2 separate regions of the Homo sapiens genome follow, and region 1 is linked to region 2. A link is a loop called in an ENCODE intact Hi-C map of the cell type or tissue named here. Cell type or tissue: PC-3. All regions are shown on one strand. Links, peaks and the distances in the headings refer to the core of each region. The heading gives the core; the rest is flanking DNA.

Region 1 (5,383 bases), core at 118-5,117, 67 kb before region 2:
AAAAATAGCTTTTAATATAATACAGTATGAAAAGCTCATTGATATGACTTCAGCTTCCATATTGCAATTGATCTTTTAAAAAAAACTATCGCTTGTTAAATTTCAGTGTAGTATCAAGCAGAAATATCTACGTTATCTGAAAAGGCCATTAACATACTCCTTTTTCAAACTAAATACCTGTGTAAGGCTAGAATTTCTTCATATAATTGAACCAGAACAGCATATTACAGCAGATTGAATTCAGAAGGAGATGAGTCCAGCTGTCTTCTATTATTCCAGACTTTGAAGAAATTTGCAGAAATGTCAAACAGTACTACTCCTTTCCCTAAATTTATTTTTTGAAAATATGATTTTCATGAAAATGTTTCTTATGTTAACATGTAATAGATATTCTTTTTATGTTTAAATAAATTAATAAATAAAATTTTAAAAAATCTCTCCATTTTTATTTATACTATGGTAAACATCAGTGGATATGTTCCATATTAGAGAAAGGTTTTAGGCAATCCTCAATAATTTTAAAAAACTCTTTACTTTGAAATAATTTTAGATTTACAGAAGAGTTACAGAGATAACAGCTTCTACATATCCTTTATTCAGCTTCCTCTGTTAACGTTTTATATAAACATTACACATTTATCAAAGCTGAGAAATTAATATTCCTCAATAATAAGTGTGATTATAAAGAGTTCTGAGACCAAAAAGTTTGAGATCTGCTGTTCTACAGGTAAGCAGTTGCTAATATTGGTTCAGCTGCTCAACAGCACCATCAAAGACCCAGAAATTATGTCTTTTATTTCCTTTCTATTGTCTTTTTGTCTTATGATTATCATCTCATGGTTGTAAGATGGCTCAGAGGTCCAAATTTCTCTTCTTAGTCTAAGGCTGAAATAAGAGGGAAGACAGTGTCAGCAAGCTCTCCTTTTATGCCCTGTCCCTTTTACCAGGAAGCAAAATGTTTTCTAGCAAGAGCCCACCATGCTCTCTTTAATATCTTATTGGTCAGAACTCACCAAGCTATAGCTTGGCCTAGAGGCCCAACCCTAGATAAATTGCTAGGGGAAGACAATGGAACTAAAATGACTAGAACAATTAGCTTACCAACTGGGGCTGGGTTAGAGCTCTGTCCACCCTGAGATTAAGGGATATCTACCTACTCCTTGAAAAAAGTCAGGTTCTAGTATTAAGGAAGAAGAGTGGAGACAATTGCTTTTAGGTGGAGAATTGGTATTTTAACTGTCAGGCTGGAATTTCTATAAGAGATTATAGGATTGAAAAGTGAACGGGCTACTGAATACATCCTGATTTTACAAGTGTGGAGGGAGTGGTGGCATTATTTGGGACTACATCTAGCCACTTTAAACACCTGGCACACAAATACTAGCACTAGACCTTGAATTGCTATTTATCAGCAACTCCCTCTACACATTTCATAGTAATGTATAAGAAGATGGCAAATAAGAGAGTAACTCTCAATTCCAATTTATTCCATTGACAATAATTCCAGGAAATCTCAAAATGTGAATGAAAATGACTTTCATCTGAAGGGCTTGCCAGGATGTAGGGTAGAAGGTGAGGTTGAAGAGGAAATTTAGGGCTAGGACTTAGGTGTTTCTCTATTCGCATAACATGTGGAGTGAGCACAAAAGGAGCAGCACATCATAAAATTGAATGACTCAAAGCCATTCTGGGAATAATGTAGGAGGAAAACTGTGCCAGAGACCCATAAAGAAAGAACTCTTAGAGAATAGAATTGTCATTAAACCCCACTGTCAATATGCTTGTAATCATAGTAGTACAAAATCTGGAAAGATTCCAATACATATAGATTAATATGCTTTTAACCTGCACACTAAGAGTATACAGAACCTTAAATATAAAGTGCTTTGCACTGTTTGGTAAGCAGCCAGTATTTTATCATACTAAATTTATAAAAGAATATTATTAAGTTGGTGCAAAAATAATTGCGGTTTTTGCCATTTGGCAAAACCAGACAGGAATAGTAGCAACTATTTGGCAAATGTCACGGGCCAGCAAACAGGAATAGTAGCAATCATTTGGCAAAAACTGCAACTACGTTTGCACAAATCTAATATCGTATATCTGACTCATGAGCATAACAAAGTATGTATGTATACAAGGAAGTAACTCAAGGGAAATTCACTTTATCTTGGTCTATGTCATTTCCTACTGTAGTGACCTGGACATTGGATTTCTTTTACCTAAGTCTCAATGCAAGCAGCTGTTCTATACCTCTTATTCCTTGGAATCTTCTTACAAAGTATGAGGAGTAGTATAAGCCTCTTCTTCTAGCTTAGTATATGTAGTGTTAAATCCAGATGTAAATTTTGTGATTGCTACATATTATAAGCAAGGACAATCCTTTCAACTTGGTCACTGTATAACAGAAAGCATTCATAGCAGCAACTCCCACCCCACCCAGAGACAGAATGCATAAATCTGCCTTTGGGATTCCAGTGTATTAAAACACTGGAACTGATTACTTAACCTACTATCCCAGGTGTATTCTACAGTTGGAATTCATGTGTTTTCTTGAATCATTTTGGGAATCACTTCTATGTATAGGTTACTCTATTCCCTCTAATTAGCAGGGTAGCCCACAGTAGTCTTCTAACAGACCACTTTCAAAATAGTCTATTAGCTTGTATGGTGATAATCCCCAGCTTTGTTTATGTATCTCTCCCAAGATCCCAAGGTATTTTTATCCATAGGACACAAAAGCTACTGATTCCTGTTCTGGAATTCTGCGCTAACAACTGATTTATTTACACTGACTGGTTACTACAGAAATGGGAGAAACGTAAGCACATAGGCTTGGTTTGTCATATTATACAATAACTAAAACACCCCTCCCCTTTAAAAATGTTCCTCATTACCCAATATTCTGTCCAGTAGTTCCTCTGGTGCTGTCCCACAGTGCTATCCATCCAAGATCATAGTAGGCCTGTATTTCTGGGTGCTAGAGAGGACACCCCCAACTCTGGGGTCAGAATGTTCCTAAGGCAACAGTTAAGAGTTAGGGAAGTGCCTATACTTCTGCTATGTTTAGGGGAATGACTGCATTTAATGGTGGAATTTTACAGAATTTTAAATGGGATTTTTTCATCACAATTTCTGCTAAACTCCTAAAGCTGAAGAGAGTAAGTGTGAAGTACCCACCCCTCATTCTAAAATAAGCAACAAGTAGCTGTAAGACACCCACTCTAAGGCTTTCTACCAAATATTTAAACTGGTTCTGTTAACCACACTCCCATATGCTTCCCAGCCAAGCTATATAGGAAGAGAAGTGTGTTGAATTAAATTAATTCATAACGATAAGTAAGTGAGTGGTGGAGAGAATGGGATATTTCCTACAGTCTTGATACTTCCTTTAGATTGGAGAAGGAAGAAATAGAAAGAAATATGTAGATCATAAGAACAAAGAAGACAAGGATCCTTCACCCTGAAGCTTTGCAGTGCAGATGGTGAGATCTCATGACCCCAGACAGGAAATGGCTGTGGTATGTGTTGTCTAAGATGGGACCAAAAGAAACCTAATAAATTATACCCATGTCCCAAATGTGGCACTGAACAATAAAAAGATTACCATGGTCTAAGTAGGCACTGAACAGTAGCTCTCTGCTGGACCCCCTGGGACACCAGACAGCAATAGTAGTAACTACCGCTGGCAACCTACGTGAACTGATAGGCAGGAACTAGAGGCAGGAACTAGATAGCTCCACCTTTTTCCCCCATGCCTTAGCATTGTATAAGACTTACATGAAGGATTGTCAATTTCTCCGTCTTTCTAAGAAGGGCTCATTATAGGATAGCCTTAGACTCTTAAAAAACACAACAAAAGTTGTATTCAGGGGTGATGGAGCTGGAAGGAATATGGCAGGCCTGTCAGGCACATTTTGAGCATTTTCAGGAGAATTGGTGGGATTAGAAAGCAAGGGATCCATGTGTATTGCACTAGAGGCTAATGTTTCTTCTAGAAAAGAATTTAGGGGAAGAATCAAGATGAATGAATTCCACTCTGGAAAAAGACCAGTGCTTAAGGACAGAAGGGAAGTGGACTCTAAGTATAATATGGTGTATATCAGATTGTATTCTAGGCCAGGCTCAACAAACTCAAGTCTGGATCCTTTAGCAAGGAGCCTGCAGCAAAAAGGGTAAATCTAATTGAGACATTCAAAGCCAAATAACCTGCAGCATTGGCACCAACAGTTTTGGCACTAATATGATACGGTATCTGTGGTGCCATATGTGTTTAGCTTCCTAAGTAGGTACTAAATGATAGCTCTCTGCTAGACCCCATGGGCCATCACACATGGATAGTAACAAATTCCTGTGATAATAACAAATTACCAAAATCTTGGTGGCTATTCCAGCTTCTGGTGGCTCTTGGCATTCCTTGGTTTATGGCAGCATAACTCCAATTTCTACTTCTGTCTTCACACGGCCTTCTCCTCTGTGTGACACTGTGTGTTCTTTTTTGTCCCTTATAAAGATACTTCTATCGGATTTAGAGTCTACCCTAATCATAGTATGATCTCATCTCAACTCTTAATTACATCTTTAAAGGCCCTATTTCAAGGAAGGTCACATTTTGAGGTTCCAGGTGGATATGAATTTTGGGGGAGGTATTATTTAACCCATTAAAATCAGCAATCTCAGTGCAGGCATCTGCAGCATTATCACAGGAGGGAGTCAGCATCTGTAATATTGCCTTGGTGCAGCAAAGATATTAGGCATTGATGTTCTTGCTAAAGGTATTCGCATCCTGAAGCCATCTGTGTAGAGCGGCAATGGAACATGTTTTAGCAGTAGATGGGGACAAGAAATGACTGAGATCTTATAGAAGGAGACTGCTGTAAGGGCTGCAAGCTGGGTAAATTAGTCAAAAAGCTCATATTGGCCAGGCTCCATGGCTCATGCTTGTAATCCCAGCACTTTGAAGCGGTGGATCACTTGAGGCCAGGAGTTTGAGATCAGCCTGGCCAACATGGTGAAACACCATCTCTACTAAAAAAAGTTAGCCAGGTGTGGTGGCACTCTCCTGTAGTCCAGCTACTCGGGAGGCTGAGGCACAAGAATTGCTTGAACCTGGGAGGCAGAGGTTGCAGTGAGCTGAGATTGCGCCACTGCACTCCAGCCTGGGTGACAAAGTGAGACTCCATCTCGGGGAAAAAAAAATAAAAAAAAAAAAAAGCTCATATTAAGAACCTGCTTAGCTGAATCCCAGTGCATTACAACTAAATCTCATCATATTAGTCAGGGCAAGCAAAAGTGGAACAAAGATGATAAAACGGTTATTGACTGGACAATTGCAAGGAAGTTTCAAGTACCAAGAGAGAAGGATGGACTTAGCAGTGACAGG
Region 2 (5,383 bases), core at 173-5,172:
ACTTTGTAACATACAAGTGTAACCCATTCTTCCACAACATTTCTCTCTGAGAGGGTGTTTGTATGTGTCTCTTCTCTCCCCAAATGGTCCTGACATCAATTTATTCAAGTGGCTCATACCATTCCTGACTCATTATTATTCATTGGGCTTAACATCTTATCAGCTACAATTTCAATTTATTGGCTTTAAAGAGGATTTTCTAAGTTATATACAAAAAGTAACTTTTCTACCACACAGAGGAAGATATTGTAGGTAAATAAGGCAATATTTATAGCATGACAATAAAAAATACCTCAAGGATTGGGGTATTAGATTGTGTATTTAGTTGTCAGTTATAGATTGCAGGAGTTTATTATGTTAAACTATCATATACCTAGAGTTGAAGTAAAATATGCCAGAATTTTTTAAAAAAGAAATCCCAATTCATCCATTGTATGGAAAACGGAATACTTGGCAGCCTACTTGCATAAAGTGATTTCATTAGTAAGGGGAATTTGTGTGTGTGTGTGTTTTGTTTTGTTTTGAGACAGAGTGTCGCTCAGTCATCTGGGCTGGAGTGCAGTGGCACAATCTCAGCTCACTGCAAGCTCCACCTCCTGGGTTCAAGGGATTCTTGTGCCTCAGCCTCCCCAGTATCTGGGATTACAGGTGTGCGCCACCGTGTCTGGCTAATTTTTTTTTTTTTTTTGTAACCACCCAATGGGTTTACCTTGCCCGCTGCCTAGACAGAGCCGATTTATCAAGACGGGAATGGCAATGGAGAAAGAGTAATTCACACAGAGCCGGCTGTGCGGGAGAAAGGAGTTTTATTATTACTCAAATCTGTCTCCCCAAACATTTGGAGATCAGAGTTTTTAAATATAATTTGGTGGGTAGGGGATAGAGAAGTGGGAAGTGCTGATTGGTCAGGTTGGAGATGGAATCACAGGGGGTCGAAGTGAGGTTTTCTTGCTGTCTTCTGTTCCTGGGTGGGATGGCAGAGCTGGTTCAGCCAGATTACCTGTCTGGGTGGTGTTGGCTGATCTGTCCAGTGCAGGGTCTGCAAAATATCTCAAGCACTGATCTTAGGTTTTACAACAGTGATGTTATCCCTAGGAGCAATTTGGGGAGGTTCAGACTCTTGCAGTCAGAGGCTGCATGACTCCTTAACCTTAATTTCTAATCTTATAGCTAATTTGTTAGTCCTGCAAAGGCAGACTGGTCCCCAGGTGAGAAGGGGGTCTTTTTGGGAAAGGGCTACTATCAATTTTGTTTCAGAGTCAAACCGTAAACTGAATTCTTTCCCAAAGTTAATTCAGCCTTTGCACAGGGATGAACAAGGACAGCTGAAAGGTTAGAAGCAAGATGGAGTTGATTAGGTATGATCTCTTTCAGTGTCATAATTTCCTCAGTTATAATTTTTGCAAAGGTGGTTTCATTCTTAGTAGAGAAGGGGTTTCGCTGTGTTGGCCAGGCTGGTCTCAAACTCCTGGACTCAAGTGATCCACCCCACTTGGCCTCCCAAAGTGCTGGGATTACAGGCATGAACTACCACACCGGGCCTGGGAATTTTATTTTAAAACCTAAAAGACAGACCTTTTCAAATGCTGCTGTTCTTTACTGGACTGTTAACAGTTCCTTATTTGATGGTTTTGCTGGTGTATTAAGGACCTGGTGCAATCAAGAATATTCTGTGTGTTTGCTGGCTGATAGCATAATTATACTAAGTCATCAAGAGACTGTTCTGATTCTAAGGGTAAAAATCCCTTTCTTTAGCTACCACAGGATTGACATGCTTCATTGTCCATTATTCATCATTCTTTTGCTTCCTCTTATTTACAGTCTGGATCAGGAAATGTCCGCCTGGAGATGCTACTGCACATACTTAGGCATCTTGGTGGTTTTGTCTTGATTTTTATTTTTTATTTGCCAAAGAGTTACCTAACTAGAGTTTGATGGTTATTCGAGGTTGTCTTCAGAGGCTAAGTCACTTGTCCAATTCCTGGTGTTTAATTTTTGGGTTTCTTTTGTTGTTGGTGTTGTTTTTTGCCTATGGCTAAGGAGGTCTTTCCACAGTAAATAGATATACAATTCACCAAACACAAAAACAGTCAAACCTGCTGGTTTTCCTCAAGAGGGTCGATGTTTAATTTATTCCTTAAGAAACTTTGCCTTATATTTCTCTCCCTCCTCCTCAGCCTTTTCTTCCTCTTCCTTATGTTTATGGAAAAGCTCAAGCAGTCTTATGTGTTAATAGGCAAGGCTGAGGGCAGAGTTCTGCCTCTGAGAAATGTTTACTCTGGAAATACACAGGAGACATTTGTTTGGTCTGACTCATCCAGACTGGGCCATAAGCCATTTTGGGCAAAAATGAGATGTCTTAAATATTGATGCTTGTCCAGACTAAATTTTATGTTTAAAAAACAAATAAACATGGCCATTGCAACCTCTTAATTAACCACTATTTACCAGTCCACTAATATTTTGATAGTTATCTATCCTTCTAGAGATACACATAAAATTCGTAAACGTAATCGGTTTTCATTATTTTCTCCACAAATGGTTACTCTTGAGAAGTAGCTATTTTCAAGACTTCCATGGTCTCCTCAAATAATAATGCTAGGGAAAATCAATTTATGCATTTACCCATCCCAAAGCTGTTCATGTCTGCGTTGGGGGAGTTGAAGGTATGGAGGGAGGAGAATGCAAATAATACCCTGACCCTGCTTTGTCAGCTTGATCTAATCTTTGCTCTTAAACCTCCCTGCAAATCTGCCAGAAATCGTGAGGGAAAGACTCTGATCTCCTGTTCCTCCCTCTGGCCAGTAGCCCAGGGCTGCTATCATACCCCGCCTCTCTGATTAACCATTGTTCCACTTGAAACACAGAAAGGGAAAAACTAGTTGGACTACTTTGATGCTATTTTTTTAAACTTACACTAAACCTAGTGGAACTCTTCTTTTAATCCATTTATTTATTTGTGTAGTCAGTTATTCTTCACTCATTGTTATATAGAATATACTCCCTACATGTTCAGCAACAGGTTAAATGTAAAGGAGCAGTAATGGGGGACCACAGGGTAGAGGGGTATTGTTGACAAGAGAAAGGACAAGGAATAGAAACAGAAGTCTTCACTATCTTAAAATCTAGCTTGGGGAAAAATTACATACCCAAGTCAAATAAATTAAAGCAATTAAGAAGCAAGGGGAAAAATGTAATATAATAGAACCAGCATACATGAGTGGTGAAAGGGATGTGAGAGCCCACAAACGTTTAGTTCAGTTCAATATTTGAGTAAACATTATGTGCTAGATCCTGTATTTTAAAAAAACATGACAGAAAATAAGATAACAGTGGTAACAATCTGGAGGCAGAGACAGTTAACTTTCTTGCGAGGCACATTGTAGTGAATGTTTTAAGATCTACACAGTACCATGGGGGGGAATTATAGAGGGAGAAATTAATTATGTCTGAGGGGGTTGTAACTGCCCAAGGGGTTCTTCCTGCCTGCTGCCTAAAGACTATGGCACTATAGTAGAGAAAGAGTTTAATAGACATGAGGCCGGCCACCTCAGATGAGAGATGGAGTTCCTACTCAAATCATCTGGTTGGAACCTCCTAGTTTGGGAGTTTTGCAAAGGCAGTTTGGGGGAAGGGGTGGGGATGGACGGGTAACAGGTGCTTGCTGCTGATTGGGTAGGGCTGAGATGAAATCTTAGGGGGTTGAAGCTGTCCTCTAGTGGACTGAATCCCTTCTGGATGGGGCCACAGGAGTGCGGTTGGTGGGTCCATGTGGAGCGATGGATGTCAGACATGCAAAAAAACTGAAGAGATATCCCAAAAGGTCAATCTACAATAGTAGTATTATTTGTAGGAAGAATTGGGGAAGTTGCAGATCTTATAACTTCCAAAATAATGGCTGACAGTCCTTTGTGTCTGCACCTTAGCAGGACTCAGGGGCCCCTCCTCCCCTCAGCCTGATGGCCTCCTGTTAGCTTTACAAAGGTGATTGAGTTTTGGGCAAGGCCTATTATCATTTAAATAATAGCCTAAAGGTCTTCCAAAGTGAGCTTGGCCCAATAGCCCAGGAATAACTAAGGGAAAGGCAAGATAGGGAAGGCAGGGTAGCTCAGCTTATTGTTAGAATTTTTCTCACTGATAATAATTTTTGCAAAGGCAGTTTCAGGGTTAGGAAAGTTCTGGATAAGAAGTGCGGTTTGACCTTGGCTGTGAAGGATGTATGTCATATTTTATAGGTAGAAATGGTTAGTCAGGGGAGGTGGCAGTGTGGGGAAGTGCAGAGTGTGAAGTATGGGGAGTATTCAGATCCTTTGCTGTGTTTCAGTCATAACACATGAGGTGAGGTGCAGGTGGAGGTCAGATGGAAAGACAGGCTAGATGTGAAGGCCCCTGAAAGCAACACTGAGCAGCTGGAACTTTATTTTCTAGAAAATGGCAATAGTGGTGATTTTTGAAGAAAGAAGTAAGGTGAACAAATCTATCGTTTAAGAAGTTAACATTGTGGGCCGGGCGTGGTGGCTCACACCTGTAATCCTAGCACTTTTGGAAGCAGAGGCGGGTGGATCACCTCAGGTCAGGAGTTCGAGACCAGCCTGGACAACATATGGAAATCCCATCTCTACTAAAAATACAAAAATTAGCCAGGTGTGGTGGCGCATGCCTGTAATCCCAGCTACTTGGGAGGCTGAGGCAGGAGAATCGCTTGAACCCAAGAGGTGGAGATTGCAGAGATCGCGCCATTGCACTCCAGCCTGGGTGACAAGAGTGAAACTCCATCTCCAAAAAAAAAAAAAAAAAAAAAAAAGAAGTTAGCATTGTGGTTAAGAGCTAAGTGCTCTGAAGTCTGACAAAATTGGATTTGATAAGTTAATATCTATTGAGCTCCTACATTCCAGGCACTGTTCTAGTCACCTGGGCCATAGTAGTGATGAGTGTTGGCAAGTCCTCTGCTCTCATGGTGCTTACTCTTTAGCAGGGTACAGGAGAGACAGAGGACAGTAACGACAACAACAAAATACATTTTACAGATAGCTTTAGATGGTGGTAAGTGCTATGCAGAAGATGGAATTAGTGAGGTGAATATCTGAGGCAAAGACTTCCAATAAAAGGGAATAGCTGATTTAAAGGCCTTATGTGGGAATGAACTTGATGCGTTTTAGAAACAGACAGAAGGCTGATGTGGCTGGATTGAAGTGACTAAAGGGCTGACATGCAAGAGATTAGGATCTAGAGGAAGGTAGGGGTCTGATTATCATGTCTTTGTAGACCAGGGTAAGGATTTTGTTTTTTACTCTAATCATATCAGGAAGCCGTTAGAGGAAATTTTAAGTAGGGTTTGACATGACATGATTTAGATTTTTAAAAAGTTAGTTCTGCCTGATAG

What was found. A loop is a pair of places that touch in the nucleus more often than their neighbours do. Peaks named below come from ENCODE experiments on the same cell type or tissue, not always from the same donor. Only the 100,000 strongest peaks of a DNase experiment are listed, where the experiment ranks them.
Region 1: it touches region 2 in a loop (5-fold over the local background); 2 of 110 quality-filtered maps call a loop at or near these places.

What each region holds. Positions count from the first base shown.
Region 1 is chrX:96,471,241-96,476,623 of GRCh38, reverse strand. The region is part of intron 1 of LOC107985714 (a long non-coding RNA gene); the gene reads left to right. Among named protein-coding and RNA genes, the nearest start is that of DIAPH2, 210 kb to the left of the region's middle. In PC-3, for the core only: no CTCF peak of the experiment used is centred there; DNase peaks (open chromatin) are centred at 1,693 and 2,083; H3K4me3 peaks cover 401 bases; H3K27ac peaks cover 2,537 bases.
Region 2 is chrX:96,404,627-96,410,009 of GRCh38, reverse strand. No RefSeq gene overlaps it. Among named protein-coding and RNA genes, the nearest start is that of DIAPH2, 280 kb to the left of the region's middle. RefSeq lists an enhancer at 3,675-4,266. In PC-3, for the core only: no CTCF peak of the experiment used is centred there; DNase peaks (open chromatin) are centred at 2,269 and 2,819; H3K4me3 peaks cover 1,024 bases; H3K27ac peaks cover 2,535 bases.